Linked DNA regions of Homo sapiens: regions 1 and 3 are each linked to region 2. Evidence: chromatin contacts called from ENCODE Hi-C or POLR2A ChIA-PET data. All regions are on one chromosome and are shown on one strand. The core of a region is the stretch at or near the end of the contact, and the rest is flanking DNA. Distances in the headings are between cores, read along the strand shown.

Evidence for each region. Hi-C counts contacts between places; a loop is a spot of excess contacts on that map. ChIA-PET counts read pairs that join two places held with the same protein, here RNA polymerase II (POLR2A). Pooled maps may share reads with other maps.
Region 1: a pooled map shows a loop between it and region 2 (4-fold over the local background). The contact joins two enhancer-like sites. A Hi-C loop is called at or near these places in 2 of 37 single-sample maps with no recorded cell type and 6 of 50 pooled maps. POLR2A ChIA-PET finds 5 or more read pairs at or near these places in 1 of 52 experiments (AG04450).
Region 3: a map of HCT116 shows a loop between it and region 2 (2.5-fold over the local background). The contact joins two enhancer-like sites. A Hi-C loop is called at or near these places in 8 of 168 maps with a recorded cell type or tissue (Calu3, GM12878, HCT116 and 5 more), 3 of 37 single-sample maps with no recorded cell type and 8 of 50 pooled maps.

Annotation. Positions count from the first base shown.
Region 1 is chr5:94,691,210-94,694,891 of GRCh38, forward strand. SLF1 (SMC5/6 complex localization factor 1) reads left to right here. Exons shown (of 21, transcript NM_032290.4): 19 at 355-447; 20 at 865-1,047; 21 at 3,622-3,682. Among named protein-coding and RNA genes, the nearest start is that of SLF1, 74 kb to the left of the region's middle. Within about 2 kb of position 2,387, at least 2 of the 41 ENCODE cell types and tissues checked have a DNase peak (open chromatin) inside an H3K27ac peak, as active enhancers do.
Region 2 is chr5:93,800,026-93,803,467 of GRCh38, forward strand. The region is part of intron 8 of ARB2A (ARB2 cotranscriptional regulator A); the gene reads right to left. Among named protein-coding and RNA genes, the nearest start is that of POU5F2, 60 kb to the left of the region's middle. Within about 2 kb of position 1,251, at least 3 of the 41 ENCODE cell types and tissues checked have a DNase peak (open chromatin) inside an H3K27ac peak, as active enhancers do; they include HCT116, where a contact is called at or near this core.
Region 3 is chr5:92,926,038-92,929,650 of GRCh38, forward strand. The region is part of intron 1 of LINC02058 (long intergenic non-protein coding RNA 2058); the gene reads right to left. Among named protein-coding and RNA genes, the nearest start is that of LINC02058, 12 kb to the right of the region's middle. Within about 2 kb of position 1,359, at least 2 of the 41 ENCODE cell types and tissues checked have a DNase peak (open chromatin) inside an H3K27ac peak, as active enhancers do; they include HCT116, where a contact is called at or near this core.

The DNA of each region.
Region 1 (3,682 bases), core at 1,137-3,636, 890 kb after region 2:
TGCTGCAAAACCCAGTATTTTTGGTGTTCTCTGATCATTTGGGGGTTTTATAGCAGGATTGAAGCTTTAAACCTTGAACTAGGGGAGACAATGCCTGTGTTAAACCTTTTGCAGTAGAATTTCATTGCTGAATTGCTGATAGAACAGAAGCAGTATGGATTGGTGGGGGTCCTTCCCCTTCCCACCCCCCACCCCCGCCTTTTTAAATGCAGGGGATGTTTAAACCAGTCAAAAGAAGAACTCAATAAATAAATTTCTGGCATGGGGCCAGATCTCCTAGTTCATGCCCTTTGATTATTTTTTTTAGTTGATATCTTGTCTTCTCTGGAATAATCTATTAATTTTTTATGGCAGGAGAAACAGCCCTGCATAGAGCTTGCATAAATAACCAAGTGGAGAAATTGATTCTTCTTCTCTCTTTGCCAGGAATAGACATCAATGTTAAAGGTAAGTTTTAAATCTTTGTGGTCTAGTCCAATGTCTTAATATTTGTGATATTAAACAGTTTTATATCACATTAAGAAAAATTATTTAAGTAAATTTACCTAAGGTATCTTAAAAGTATAAGAAAAATTTCTTAGCAAAGCCAAGAAATTTCTCATATATTGATTTATAACTAATGGTATAAAAACATTTTTTGGTGTCCATATTTTGATAATACCCAACATTAATATTTTAAAATTGTTTTTATTTTAATTTTTTAAGGTAGAAATATGATTACACCCTAGACATTTTTATCACAGCATTCTTTTTGTATATGAAGCACCTAGAAAGTCACACTGATGAGAAAAGTAGAACATCAGTACTTTTCTACCAAAAGTCCTACTTCTGCTGTTTTAAAACTTGCCTTGATTTCTAATTTAGACAATGCTGGCTGGACGCCTTTGCATGAAGCCTGTAACTATGGCAACACAGTGTGTGTCCAGGAAATTTTGCAACGTTGTCCAGAGGTAGATCTGCTCACTCAAGTGGACGGGGTGACTCCTTTGCATGATGCACTGTCAAACGGACATGTAGAAATTGGCAAGCTGCTACTACAGCATGGGGGTGAGTGTGTTTATGCTAAATGGGTTTTGATAAATTATCCAGTTTTTTGATGAATCCTGCAGAGGTAGATAGCATTTTATGTTTAAAATCTGTAAGGAAAGATGCCTTTATTTCATATTAATGAAAAAGTAAGGATAAAAAGTCTCCTAAAACGTAAGCACCTTTTATTATTAGAGATAAAATCCTTTTCATAATGTATATTTGTTTATGTATATATTATTAAGCCTATTTAGGTTCGTGTATGAGAGTCTGTTTTTGAATTGAGTTTGCTGGTTTTAAATATTTATCTTTTTCCTTCAGGTGTGTAATGTCTTTGTGAGCCAGTCATTTCTGAAAGCTTATTGATAAATGGATATAAATGTTCAATTGTGATTACCTGGATTTTTTCATTTCCTGTATGTAACTACAAACTCAATCTTATTTTTAATGAGTCATTTCTGTACAGACTGTAAAAAAATGATATCCTAGAATATTTTTCGTCATTCACATTTTGCAGCCAATTAAGTTAAAGCAGGAGGATTTTCAAATGGTGATAACTGTTATGCAGGGGTTTTGTGAAGGAGGTAACTTGAGCTGAATATTCATCTGCGTTTTTCCTGCTGATTTTTGATCTTTGCTTTCAGCAAGGCCCCACATTATTTCAGTGTCATTCTTCTTATATCTAAACTGAATAATATAAATTTTACAACAAAATGTTCAAAACGGATTGGTGCTTTTAAAAGAAAAAAAGAAAACTGATGACCAGCTTAGAATATGGAAACAAAGATTTGTAGAAATTACTTGTCGTTTTTATTTGTATTAATTTTACATTTAAATTTAACATTATCTTATCCTGTAATTAAAACATTTGATTGTGCATAAAGACAAAAAGCGTATTTTCTTAAGATGTCTTTTTAGTATATATGCATCTAAGGAAGGCTGTATAGCATGGGAGTTTAAGACATTTGGTTATATATAGTCTTCTCCTGCCCCCTAAAGGCCTTAGTGTGTCTGTTTTACTGATATCATTTCATAGTCAATGTTTTTCAGTTCTTCTACCTTGTTTTTTTTAGTATTCTGTGTTTACTAAACCATAAGTTCTACCTCCTTAATGTTTTATTTTTCTACTCAGCCGTGTGTCTGGCATTCAGGCCAATATTTGTTAGGAGCCATTATTGTATTAGGTCCAGCTCTTCAGTAGAGTATGGCATTATACCAACCAATGTGAATTTTTCTAGGGCTCTTAGTGGAGAATAGTAAAGAGATGAGTTTCTCCTCCTAGAAGAGGAAATCTAATTGTTTTTGTTTTTATCAAGGTCCTTTGGCAGTCGTACAGACTTGTTTCTGCCTTAGTCATATTCTGGGTTTGGACCTGTCAAGTGGTTTGACACTTATATTGAAGTAACTGCATTATCTATTCATTGTGAGTCACTCAGCCTCAAGAGCAATAATTTCAAGAATTTATTTATTTCTCTAAAACGTTTGTTTACTTTTGGTATCCTGTGTCCGTAATTTTGTCTTTTTTTTTTTTTTTAAACAGAAGTAACTTGGAACAATTTTTTTGAGATGTTGGCACAGTGAAAAGGAGCCTAATTTTGTTTTAGAATTATCTTCTTTCCATAAATTATACATTAATCATATTATCAATGGTTGATCTTTTATATTAAGTACATTTTATATCTATGCTACTATGTATGTCTGATCAGAGTCATCATTATGAATTTTAGCAGTTATAATCAGTTCTCTCTTTCTGACAATATGATCTATGTTATAATTGTAGGACCTAGTGATTATGTCTGCTAGTACTAAAATCTTTATATCCCCTGTAACGTTTTTATGGCCAAGTGCATAAATAATTATAAGACTTGACTGATGAAGGCAAAAGTACTCCTATACTTTGCTATGTAACCAAATACTGAGTTATGTTTTGCCTTCTCCACATCATCCTTTAGTACTTAGTGGATAAACTCTATCTTTAGTACTTTCTAAGTAGGTAGTTAAATGAGTTTAACTAGTATAGATGGATGAGATCTGAGTTTGATCTAGAAGAATTAATATGTAATTTGTGTGAACCAGTTACCTGTACTAAACATTGAACACAAGCAAGGGTAATATGAAAACTGTTCTCTATCTGTGCAAGGTTTTGTAGTCTTTGCACTGCTAGAATTGTTTATTAGCAATGAAAGGGGCACTACTTTTTCCTCTTGGTGATATTTTGAGATACCCCTGAGGCTCTTGTATAGAATTTATAAGATGAATAATACATTTTTAAGATTTCTTCTGGGAACACTGAAATTCTTATTTTAAAATGACAGTTGATAAAGTTTTATAAAAGTTTTTATTTGTAGTTGTATTTATTATTTATTTAACGGAGGCATGCACGTTTGGGGAAACCTTATTAGGTAATTGACTAGAATTTTTTTAATGTACCTTTATTCGTCTATATATATAGTCAGTTAATTGTGTCGACATGAATTAATACAAAATATGATTGCAAAGAAAGCACTGGATGCTTTGGGAAAAAGGAGAAAAGAGCTGTTAAGCTGCCAAAATAGAAATGTTTTACTTGCAACATTTTGCATTTTCTTTTCACAGGCCCAGTGCTTTTACAACAGAGGAATGCTAAGGGAGAATTGCCCTTGGATTATGTGGTTTC
Region 2 (3,442 bases), core at 1-2,500:
AAATGCGAACAGAAAAAATCAACCTAGGATAATGCACATATCTATTTCTCTTTGAAAAATTTTAAATAATTTCTAATTGAAGTACCTATATAGGAGAAATCAATTTAATGTGCTACAAAGCAAAGGTATTTAAAAATTTTATTTAAAACTGCCCATGTGTTTATATTCAGTTATTTTACTGGTGTTTAGACCAAGCTTGACTATAGTGGTAATCTTTTTTGTTTCTTTTCATTCAGGATGTAAAACATATGCTATGAAAACTTTAAAATCTGCAAGAATACTTTATTTAAATTACTCATGTTAAAAATCAATACCTTTAGCTAATAAAAATAGGGCATGATTTAACTGCATATTTTCACACACACACACACACACACACACACACACACACACACACACGCACACAAAGATACAGCTATAACTCTAGAGGAGAAGGATATAAAATTTTACCAGTTCTGGCATGTTTAATTAATTAGGAGAACAGTGTAAAATAGTTGTCTATATTCCTTAGGCTACTGATTGCTTTCTACATTTGGAAGATGGGGGACAAGACGGGAGAGGAGGGAGTTTTATTTTAAAAGTGCGTATTAAAACAAAAATGTTATTAATGTCCTTAGAGATTACAGGTGGTGCTATAGATTGAAACATGAATATTTAGGCTTAGAATGGACACTAAAATTCTAAAAAATAAATGGAGCAAATCTTTATATTTTAAAAAGATTTCAAGCTATAATTATCGATTGAAAATGTTTACTTAATTATGTTGTCACTTGATTTTCAACTAGTAGCCACAGCTCTAATCTATAAATAGAGTTAGGAATGGTAGCACATCAATTTTTCTCTTTCATTTTTAAATGATCAGCTGAAATAGAGAATGAAATGCAATCTTTAATATAGTTTTAAAAGACTTTAAGTTACTTTTGAACTACGAACATGTGAAAAATTACAAATAGGATCACTGACAGTAATTTTTATAAGTAAAAAGGTACAAATTGTTGCTATTTGTGCTCTTCATTCTTAATCCTTTGCTTATCTTTCTTTTGACCTTTATCCAAATGAATCACACTAACTCTTGAATGCTTTCTCTCACTTGATTTCTAAAGCTGTTCATCACACTTGCTGGCTAGAAGCACAGCTGGCAAGGGATCTAAGCCTCATCACTGGGCAAACTTGCCCTTCTGGTTTTGCCAAGAATGACATTTCCAATGGAAGAAAAAGTTACTGTATGGGACACTGGATACTCTATTTATTTGTGAGAACCAATAGCTCCAACCCCCTTTGTTAGCACTACATATAGGCATTAGAAATAAAACCAAAATAACAAAGGATCAAACAGCCTAGAGTTCTCTAAATTCAATTGTTAATTAAAGTGAGAGCACAGAAACCAGCCGAGTATTTTTATTCATTTCCTGAAGAAAGATGCAACCAAGGATAAGCAGTGCCCCCTAGTGTCAATAACCACAGACAATAAAAGCTAGAGAAAAGTTGCTAATGTTAGCTGAACTAAATTATTAAAAATATATGTTTTAATACATGATAAATTCATCATTATTCAAATTTTAGACTTTACATGTATATAAAAGCACACCCACATCATTTATTTAATACTGACTTGCTCAGGAATGTGCACATGTGAGGGCACATGCACACACACTGTACACAGACTGACATGGCCAAGATGTCTTTAATGTTTCAGGCAGCTCAGAAAAAAAATTCCACCCAGCACAGCAGGCCATGCATGAAGCGGGTGTCAGCAAGCCCTACAGAATCACTCACTGTGAAGACATCTAATAGGAACTGCTGAATACACAATACAGGCAGCATGGCCTGAATGGCTAAAGTGGAATGGCCAGAACGAAGTCTGAAGGTTTTCAAATACAACCAAAATTATAATTCAACCAGTAAAGAATTTTTAGACATTTTCTGTTTTTATTGTTATTAGGAAATTAGTATATTTAGCCTGTATTAGAGACTGATTTTGAAAATGCTATAACTTTTACCATGCATATTCTGAATATTGAATCCTAAATCTGAAGAACAAATAAATATACATCCTCTCTTTGGAAAAAAATGCAACACAAAATTCAAATATTAAAAAACACTAAATATATTTTATAAAATTTAAGTCAAGATATATTTTCTCTGATAAATCTTATAAGAAAATTTAAGTTATTTTTAAAAGACAAATTAGGTATCTAGAGAGTGATATATGTGCCAAACAGGTAAAGTCAGTTTCTTGTTTTGTGAAATACTGTCACTTATTTATTAACAGCAATTTTTGTCATAGATGACACATAAATGGGGGCAAAAAAGAAATCACAATGAAAAAGAAAACATCCATACAAATAAAAATGATAAACAGGAAAAACCAAAAAGCCAGGAGGACTGGGTATGTATGTATCAAATAAGCATCTAATAAAAAGCAAATTAATACGATAAACAATTGCTTAATTTTATTTACATAAAAAGTACAAGGCAAGAAAAATTCAAGGCTATTTAAAACATGTATTTATACAGAAGTCCATTTGTGAATTACTTTTTCACATAAACCAATAATGCATATAGGACTAGTTTTTCATTTTAAAAAGCACAAGACATAATTATGCTTTTATAAAAAGATTGCTATGTGCATTTAAGTTGCTCCATCTTTAAAAGGATGAAGATGCAAATGCAATAGTTTAGCAGGCATAAACAGAATTCCAGAATGATGTTTAGCAGTAGATAGGTATTTTGGCCATTTACAATAAATTCTGGTTAAAACAGAAGCTGAAACTTCAACTATTCAAATTTAGAAAAAGTTCTAAAATGCTTACTATTGAGTTTTTAAAGAAGCATAATGATGGCAAGACTACTAAAATCTTTAAGAATTAAAGAACAGCAGCAACAACAAAAACCCCCTTCTTACATATAACAGTATTTCGCTAACATCCAGAAGGAAATAAAATGTAGATGGACATATTTACATTCATGCTAATTGTATGGACACACATTTTGTTGCATTAACAATTATGAGTTACTTCTCACAAAAATCTCCAATGGAAATGGAGTATTATACCACATGAGTAATAACAGGTGCCTGCTTAGATAGGTGATAGTGAAAAGTCAAATTTGTGTGCCTATCCACGAGGAATGAGGACTTGTTTTTTCCTTGGTGGAACATGTGCAGTTTAGCATGCTACTGCAGCTGGCACTAAACATCAAGTAATTTTCTGCAGCTCTTCAACAGACAAAAACATTATACATATAAAGTTGTTATGTTCTTTCATGTCTTTTACAAATTTTTGTTTTCATGGATACTACAGCTTTCATCTTTAATTCAACAATAGACTACTTGGTGGTTATTTGTTATTAATATAGGCATAAAGTGATGTGAGATTTCTAAACCCACCCTAGAACTCTCCTACTTCAATTCCCTCTCCTCCCTCACCGCCCCCCCACCCAA
Region 3 (3,613 bases), core at 109-2,608, 870 kb before region 2:
TTAACTAATTCTTGGTAATCATTTTGTACATCACACATAGAGCCATCTTAACCTGATGAGTATCTGTCTGCATGTCATTGTGTGGACGTACCACAACTTGCATCTCATATAATTTAAGAAAAGTTCCACAGATTGGATCTTACTGTCTTCATTAAACATGTAGAAAACTGAGGTTTTAAAAAATTATTACCTTGCCTGCTGCCACTCATTTGAAAATAACTCAGTAAGGTTTAAAATGCATATCATTCTACATATATGTGCTATTAATCACCTCTCTAGAAAAATAATTTTCACTGGTGAATTTCATAGCACTTCACAAGCAGATTTTTCTAAGTACATAACAGGTCTTCCTCTATATTTTAAAATTGGAAAAATGAGATTTAGAAAATGGTTTGAGCATTTGACAATTGCCAGAAATATTAAAATTGCTCAGATTGACCTGCTCTAGTTCAGCTTTTAGAGTCTGTGGACACAGTGATTTGCCAGATTCTGACTGCCAATGAACTAATGTAGTCCACATTCCTGAGCGTTGTAAATTTCTGTACAAAGTTTCATTGCACAGGTGCCTTTTGTTTTTGTTTATTTTTAACAGAAATTGTTACAGTATCCAGAAATATCTCATCTTGTATTGAAAAATCTGTGTTTTATTTAGAAAGGTTTAATATTTTTATTTACCCTATTTCAGAAAGCCATAGTTGGTCCTATCTCCTGGACTCATATGCCATCATTGTTTCTTGAATCAAGCTGCTAATTGAATGCAGAAAATATTAAAATATGATTATGAGTCTGCTAAAAGAATAAACATGTCAAGTGTCAACAAAATACTGTAAGTCTGCTGTGCTTCAAACTAACTGAGTCAAAATAGATTCCTAAAATTTGTTCTTTCCAGTGCCTGTTTGAAAAAGTGAAAGAGATACACCTGTTGTATTAACACATTCACTGATCACCAAGGCTGTTCATCTTTACAATAAATAAGTTAAGAATTTGGGTTCTCTGGCAATTCTCAGTTCAATCTGACTGACTCTGGTACCTCTCTAATCAAATATATCCACATGATATTTTAAGCTGCATTATAGTACATTAATAGCTTGTAAAGTGAAATTGATGCAGCATGATGGACTGTATTCCTGAAGCAGTGACAAATTTATCAGTGATAGATTCACTAATGGAAATGTTGAATTGCAATAAATATAAATGCAGAATAGCAATTGCAGAGCATTAAAAATGTCATCTGTGAGTTTAGGTATTTATGAGGCTGAGACAGCTGGAAACATGAGTGGCGCGTTCCTATGAGCCACTGCAACTCTGGGGTTCCAAGGAAAGCAGAGGCCCTTTCATCAAATAGGCCAGGCCGCCGGCAAATTGTTGTCACAGCTGTGCCATTGTCAATTAGGCCTCCAATGACTCAGTCCTTTGTTTTTCCTGCTTGCACAACTCACTGCACCTTTTCTCTGGGCTTGGGTGCTTCACTCCTGCAACCTTTCCACCACCTTTCCCCTCAGTGACTCTCCTCACATGTTCTGATTCATCTTCCAGCCATTGATCTAAAACTCAGAGAAGTGACATCAGGGAAGCATCTCAGCTACTTCAAAAGGCACTGCTATTCCTTCTGGGCTATTTTGGCATGTCAAACCCAACAGGCCCAGCAGAAATGCTCCATGCTGTTACACATTTGCCTCTGATGTGTCTGGTGCACCTGCCCAGCCTTCCTGAACTCTAAAGACTGTGTTTAATGTCAGCAAAATCTGGCTGGACATCAGGAGCCAGGGTGCAGTGGAGGACAGTGCACCTCACTTGGGTTTTGTTTGTTTGTTTGTTTGTGTTTTGTCATACTCTTGCAAGAACAGCAGCATAAGGATCAACTCACAGGCATGTGTGTTAATAGGCAGAAAGAGATTGGACCTAGAAAGTTTTTCCTAAGCTAGTGATTGGTTATGCAATATTTTGAAACATACTGGCATGGAAGATTGAGTTAGCAACATTTTTTAGTATGTGCCAATCTCAGGTTTGATAATGAGGTGTGTTATAGCTACCCATATATCCTCTTTTCATTTCTTGAGCTTTCATCTGCTTCCAGTGTTTTCAGCAATTGGTGCGCATTTGTTGTCAGCATATTGAAGTAAATTACTCAATACTTTTTGGAATCAGATGTCACAACTTGCTCTTAATGGCAATAGAAGGTTATCAAAGTGAGGTTATTTTAGAAGGTTATTAGATTTGCCAAGAATAAATAAATGTTTGGCAATTATAATTCAGTTTAGTATGAAAATAAGTTAGCTTGCTTGTCACTGATTCTGCTTATCATCACAAATCCATGATAACTAAACTCTGAATTAAGCTCTAGTGACATTCCTCTGTCATTGTCGTTCAGTAGAAGTAAACAACATGAGTAATAAAATTAAAAGAAAAGCAATATGCAACACAACAATATACAAACAATGGCATGACAGTCTTAGTACAAAGGTGATATTCCTAGTCTAAAAGCCTAGCCATACCAAAAAAAAAAAGTAAGGGATTTTTATAAACCTGACTCTTCAATGTTGTTCTGGTTGATTGTTTAATAAACTATAAAATATTTAGAAACTATCTCAGCCTTAAAATCAAATTTTTAACATGTTGCTAAAACTCACCAAGATATAAGAATCATTTTGGTGTTTTTAAATAGCTAAGACCAAAAATCATGGCTGCTGCGTACAAATGAGTAAATGGAAAGAAAATGCCAAAAAAAAAAAATTATGAGAGTTAAAGGCAGATAACTTTATTGGAATTCTTCTGATTCTTATTAGACCAAAAATTCAGTTAAACTACTTTTCATTAAACACCAGTTATAATCCCAAGCAACTTTTTAACCTCTCATGATGATGCTAAAAAATTTATCCACTGAGTAAATATATCCATTGGGTGTCTGTTACATGTCAACCAAGAAATACAAAAGGAATAAGCAAGACCAAGCCTTCATGGGATCTTATATTATGCACAAGAAAAGAAAAGTTAAGACATAAATTTTTTTAAAGATAAACAATAGAAACGGTTAGATATCAATAACTATAATACAATGCAAAGAATTAAAATTGGATGATGTCAGGTGAGTAATCAGCTACCTGTTTTAGGATGGGCAGAAAAAGCCTCTCTGAGGAGGTTGATATTTAAGCTGAAAATTACAAATGATGACAAGAAGTCAGCCATGAAAAAATAGAGAAAGTATTTCAAGTAGCAGAACAGTTGAGGCAAAACAAGTTTGCCAAGTCCAAGCAATAAAAAAAAGACCATTTTGATAGAATCATAGGTGGAGATATAAAGAGTAATTGAGGGGTGGTTAAAGAAGCAAGCAGGGGTTAGAATAAAGCTTTTTAATTCAGAGAAGGCTTTAGGTCTGATGATGGAAAGCCACTGGAGGATTTAAGCATGGTAATGGCACGATCTCTATTATTCTAAAATATCATTCTGGATGCTCTGTGTAGAAAAGATTGGAGGTTAAAGAAGGAAATCATTTAGGAGACTATAGCCAAAGTGGCTTGGACTATGATCATGGTAGAGATAGAAAGAAGTGGGAAATTTTGGGATTGTTTTAGAAATGTTTTAAAAGGAGAATTGCTAGCACTTGCTGATGAAA